Regions from separate parts of the Homo sapiens genome. Here region 1 is linked to region 2. Evidence: chromatin loops called from intact Hi-C (ENCODE). Cell type or tissue: CD4-positive, alpha-beta T cell. All regions are shown on one strand. Links, peaks and the distances in the headings refer to the core of each region. The heading gives the core; the rest is flanking DNA. Region 1 has its middle 360 kb from the start of MYT1L. Region 2 has its middle 280 kb from the start of MYT1L.

Region 1 (2,915 bases), core at 219-2,718, 74 kb after region 2:
CTATCTTAAGGAATTTCTTGATACAATTATTCATTTATTCATTTAACAAATATTCTTACCTCCTGTTCCTAATGATAATAATAGCAGTTGCTGTGTCTATTGAATTCTTAAATGTACCAGACATTATGTTAGTAATTCTATGTGTGTGCTATCTCCTCATTACATTAGACCTAAAAATGGGTGTTCTATTTCCATTTTGCACATAAGGAAATAGAGGGTAAGGTGTGGGCAGGTGCTGTCTCTAGGGGTAGAGTGTGGGGCAGACATTCTTTCCCTTTAAATGACTTGTTAGATTTTACATAGGGCCACAAAGATGAATACATCTCCCACTGCCTCTGAGAAGCTTATACAGATGAAAATATGTAAAACAAGGTTAAAAGTGACAAAAGACATAAGAAAGTCTGATAGAAAGGTGAAGAAAATTCAGAGAAGAAAGGATCATTCTCTACTGGGGGGATTAGGGAAGGTTGTCTAGAAAGGGGATTCGGAGAAGAGGGAAAGGGGCGAGGAGCAGAGGCTGGAAAGCACAGAGAACCCAGGCAGGCTCATTCTGATGAGATCATCGAGACACGAAGATTTGATGTTTTACATTAGCAAAATTATATATTATAACAGAATTGTCTAATCACACAAGAACACTTATAAAAACTGTGGCAGATGTATGCAGAGAGAGCACAGGAAGTGGTCACGTGAGGAGCCAAAGCCTGCAAAGGAAACAGCCGCAGCAGCCAGGAGGGACGGGATGCAGAGGAGCAGCTGGGAGGTCTAGGAAAAGGGCAGGTCAAGCTCTCCTATGTCCAGTGCAGAGACGGACCAAGCAAAACCAAGGCTGGGTTGTATCTGCTTCCTTTACCATCAAAGAGGACATCGCTGAGCTCAGGGAAACGTGGGATGAAGGAAGAACAGAAGAGGAAGGCAGAGAGGACGGCAGGGACTCCATCTGAGGGGAGATAGCAGATGAAGAGGAAGAAGATAGATGATTCTTTCAGGAAGGAAGGATGTGAAGAGAAGAAATAAGCAGCACTTGGAGCGGGCAAGGGAACCAAGAAATGTTCTTACTTTACTTTTTCTTTTTTTTTTTTTGTATTTTTTTTGGAAGAGACGGGTTTCGTCATGTTGCCCAGGCTGGTCTTGAACTCCTGAGCTCAGGGTATCCGCCCGCCTCAGCCTCCCAAAGTGCTGGGATTACAGGCTTGAGCCACCGCATGTGGCCCTGTTCTTACTTTTTAATGTGCTGTTTAAGTGGGAGAGACATAAGCACATGATGTGCCTGCAGGAAGGGGCCCAGGGTGACTGAGGTGGAGGATGCAGGAGCCAGCGTGGGCCCTGGAGAAGGCAGGAGCCAGGAGTGAGAAGAGCTGCAAGCAGGGGCCTGGCCGTGGGAAGAGGCCTCCACCTGTCACATGGAAGTCTTGCTAGGGAGAAGGAAATCATCCTTATAAACACACACCAGGGCCTGCTGGGGGATGGAGGGCGAGGTGAGGGAACTTCGAGGACAGGTCAGTGGGTGTAGCAAACCACAATGCACACGTTAACCTATGTAACAAACCTGCACGCTCTGCACATGTATCCTGGAACTTAAACTAAAAAATAAAAATAAACTATCTTCATGCATCCTTTTTCACCTGCATTTCTGATGACATAATTAGTACAGATAAATGACCCACAGTTTGATGTATCCGTCTCAGGCCCCCCACCCCCCGCACTCTGCCAACCACTCAAGCCCACAGGCCCGCCTCCCTCCTCAGCAGGCCTTCGAGAGGCCCCACCTACCTCCCAGCCTTGGAGACAGAGGCAGGATCCTGGGGGAACAAACAGCTCCTTGATGTCCTGTCACCCCCAGCTGATCAGGAGCTTATGGGAGAGAGAGTCCTCTTCAAAAAATTGTCTTTACATGGTGCATGAAAACATGCTACTGGACAAATTTTAGTAGAATAAAACTAACAATTAGCAGGAAAAATTGTTTAGATTAAAAGAGGTTATTCAGATTTTTTAGGAGTAAAACTCAAAAGAAGCTTGATATTTTAAAATATATTATTGCAACTGAAAACCTAACTATGAGAGTTAGAATTGCATGTCCTGAGGATGGACGTTTGTCAGGATTGGAGCCCAGGCTTTAAGGGGGTCCTGGCAGTCCCCTCCTGGCACTGTCACCCTGGCAGCCTCTCCTCCCCTGTGAGGGTGGATGGGACCTGCGGCTGGTTTCTACTCAGCAGAATGTGCCAGTTGCAGGGGTTAGGGACACCATGCCTGTGATCACACTGCACTACCCTGGATGCCGCCTCTCCAGGAGACTCACACTGGAGGTTCTCCTTGCTGGCTTGATGAAGCAAGAAAGACCTGCCAGCAAGGAACTGCGGATGACCTCTAGGAGCTGAGAATGACCTCGAGGAACTGAGGGTGTCCTCCAAATGATGGACAGCAAGGACCTGGGGCCAGTGATCCTGCAAACACTAGGAGATGGATTCTGCAACCACCTATGTGAGCATGGAGGTGGATTCTTTCACAGTCGAGCTTCTAGAGGGGAATGCACCCTGGTCAGCGTCTTAATTGCAGCCTTGTGAGACCAGAACCAAAGCCCCTGCTAACCTGAGCTCTGACTCCTGCCCCACAGGAACTACAAGATCATAAATACTGTTTATGCCACTGCATTGTGGTCATTTGTTACCAGCCGTGGATGACTGACAGGTGACAGGAAACCTCCTGGCAGCTCCTCTCACCTGCTTCCTCCCTATGTAGGGCCTCTCTTGACATCCCTGGCCACGAACGCAAGCCTCTTCCCAGCCCCACCACACTCACGGGGCTGATGAACTTTAGGCTGCCTGTGCTGGTTTTGGACAATTTCTCTCATTCTTCCCATTGGTGATTTGATATCCTACTTTCTCTCGGTTTCTCAGTGTGAGGGAGACCCAGAC
Region 2 (2,915 bases), core at 171-2,670:
AAAATGCTCAACATTACTAATCATCAGGGAAATGCAAATTAAAACCACAATAAAATATCACCTCATACCTGTTGTTACGATGCCTGTTATCAAAAGGGCAAGAGGTAACAAGGATATGGGAGGATGTGGGGAAAGAGAATCTTGCGTTGTTGATGGATACGTAAATTAGTGCAGCCATTATGGAATGCAGTATGGAAGCTCCTCAAGAAGTTAAGTAGAGCTGCCATATGATTCAGCATTTCACCTTCTGGCTATATACAAAGGAAATGGAATCAGTATGTCAAAGACAGACCGAACTCCCATGCTCCCTGCAGTATTATTTACAACAGCCAAGATATGGAATCCACCCAAGTACCTATCAACAGGTAAATGGATAAAGAATAGGTAGCATATATACACAATGGAATACTATTCAGCCTTAACACAATGGGGAAATCCTATCATTTGTGACAATGTGGATGACCTAGGAGGACATTAAGCTCAGTAAAATAAGCCAGAAACAGAGAGACAGATCCTGCATGACCTCAGTTTTATAGAGAATCCAAAAAAATCAAACTCATAGAAGAGAGTAGAATGGTGGTTATCCTGGCAGAGGGAAATGCAGGGAGGCATGGGGAGAGGCTGATCAAAGCATACAAAATTGTCATTAGGAGGAATAAGCTGAGGAGATCTATTGTATAACACGGTGATTATAGTTAATCATTAACTATATTAATTATATTATTAATATATTAACATGTATTGCATACTTGAAAATTGCTAAGACTACATTTTCAATGTTCGCAAGGTACACACACAAAGTATGTGAGGTAGTGGATATTGATTAGCCTGATTTATTCATTCCACAATGTATACATATATTAAAACGTCATTTTGCACACCATACACGTATTTCATTTTCATTTGTCAATCATTAAAACTAAAATTATTATTATTATTTTTTTAAAGAAAGATCCTAAACAGTTTTCTAAATATCTTTATTTTAGGTTCAGAAATAGTTTTCAGAGGCCTGGTGTTCCTCTGGGTCTTCTACCTGATGGGCTCTTTTCCTTGTTCAGCAACGTCCTTTAGGTCCCATGCTAGTTCTTTTTATTCGTGTTGTTTTCCTTTTTGTGAGTTTTTATTTTGCTTTAACTCTTCTTCAGGGAGAACTCAGTTGTCTAGGACTAGTGCCTGCCAACTGCCGCGTGGTTACATGAAGGAGCCTTGGATAGACTTGCTTCCCAGTCCTTAGCTAGAGTACAGCGTGATATGGAAGCGCCGGGCTCAGCCTCTGATTTAAGCCGCTCTGCGCACTGAGGACACCGCCCCAAACCCCATGACTCTACCCAGAATGCAAGCAAGATGGTGCCAGGGCGCACTAAATCCCCAGCATGCACTGCGACCGCCCTTAGTAGCAAGCGTAAACTACAATCCCCAGGATGCACTGCACCAGGGCTGCGCCTGCCTGGCGTCACGGGCGTGAATTACAATCCCCAGCATGCACCGGAGTAGCGGGCGTCATCAACAACCCCCTACGTGCCGCGCGCGGCCTCTAGCCCTCACCTGTGCTCTGCTTGTTCTGTGCATAAACAAGGGTCTATGAGGGTGCAGAGGGTGCTCTGAGGGGCGGGGGTGGGAGGGGCGGTGGGAGAAGACTATTCTGGCCACCAAAACGGCAGCACCGCTGCAACAGAAAAGATGCCTGCTTCTCTGGAGGGTAATGACGATGCTCTGAAGCTGACTGTGCTGCTGCAGGCATGCAAATCCTCTGACAGTTTTAAAGAGAGCACAGCACGCATTTTAAGACATGGCTCCACCAGCCTTATGGCAAGCGGAATTCTTATATAATGTGGCAATGTATGGACAGTCAGTTTTTGTTTTAGGGGGCGTCACAGATTGTGTTCACTTTGCATCTAGAACAGCTAGCCAGTGTCATTTCAATCTCTGGACGCCTTTAATTTGGGATGTGCGCATATGCATCTGTACTCTTGTGCATGTAAATCCAAGTGTGTGAGTGAGCACTTGCATTAAAAAAATAATAATAAAATAAATAAAGAGGGATTTCAAGATGGTGACAGCAGAGACTGAAGCCAAGCATAGGACCCTCCTGGCTGGGGCCCAGGTCAGTGACCAGGAGGTGGCTGTGGTGCACGACAAGGGCTACAAGTCCTTGTAAATGCAAGTGTGTGAGTACCAGTGCTCAAACATGTGCATGTATGCATATCCCCTTCTCCGGGAGAGAATCTCCTCCCGGTGGTGACATTGTTTACAGAGAAGGTTTTTACACTAGCTAGCTGAGAGGCTGTGACTACATCCATCCCCAGGCCTGAATGTCTGAACTACTAATCAGTATCCTCAGCCTGGCTCCTGCCTTCTGAGGATTTCCTCAGCCCACAGGCAGTCGTTCGAGCTGGGGCTCAGTGCTGTCTCTGTTAAGTCTCTCCAAGCCCGGCAGAAGACTCCTGAGACCACCCAGAACACGGAGCCTGTGCTAGTCAGGAAGGCTTGGGCTTTAGGGAACTGCTGTACCCCAAAGAGAGACAGCCTCCAGCTGCTTCTCTAAGACAGGCTGAGGCTCTGCACAGCTGGGAGTTGCTTGGAGGAGCAAGGGACAAGGTCGACCTCTTCTTCCTTCTTGCTCCCCAGGGTTCAGCAGGGCCACGGCATGCTTCCTAAGCTGTGTTCCTGTGGGCGCCTCCTCGGGGGTTATGTTTTTGTCGTTGATTTCAGTTTGTGTGCAAGGACAGAAGATGGAGTGCAGCAAACCTACGAAACTATCAAATCTGATATGAGCTCTAAGTAAAGCATAACTGCAAGGAGACAAGGGGAGCAGATGGTCAACAATTCTATTCAATGACGGAAAGCAGCCCCAATTAACCATGATCAGAACTAGGCTTATAGCCCTTGTCGTGCACCACAGCCACCTCCTGGTC

What was found. A loop is a pair of places that touch in the nucleus more often than their neighbours do. Peaks named below come from ENCODE experiments on the same cell type or tissue, not always from the same donor. Only the 100,000 strongest peaks of a DNase experiment are listed, where the experiment ranks them.
Region 1: it touches region 2 in a loop (3-fold over the local background); 2 of 110 quality-filtered maps call a loop at or near these places.

Annotation. Positions count from the first base shown.
Region 1 is chr2:2,685,723-2,688,637 of GRCh38, forward strand. No RefSeq gene overlaps it. Among named protein-coding and RNA genes, the nearest start is that of MYT1L, 360 kb to the left of the region's middle. In CD4-positive, alpha-beta T cell, for the core only: no CTCF peak of the experiment used is centred there; no DNase peak of the experiment used is centred there; H3K4me3 peaks cover 351 bases.
Region 2 is chr2:2,612,143-2,615,057 of GRCh38, forward strand. No RefSeq gene overlaps it. Among named protein-coding and RNA genes, the nearest start is that of MYT1L, 280 kb to the left of the region's middle. In CD4-positive, alpha-beta T cell, for the core only: no CTCF peak of the experiment used is centred there; a DNase peak (open chromatin) is centred at 1,419; H3K4me3 peaks cover 1,016 bases; H3K27ac peaks cover 682 bases.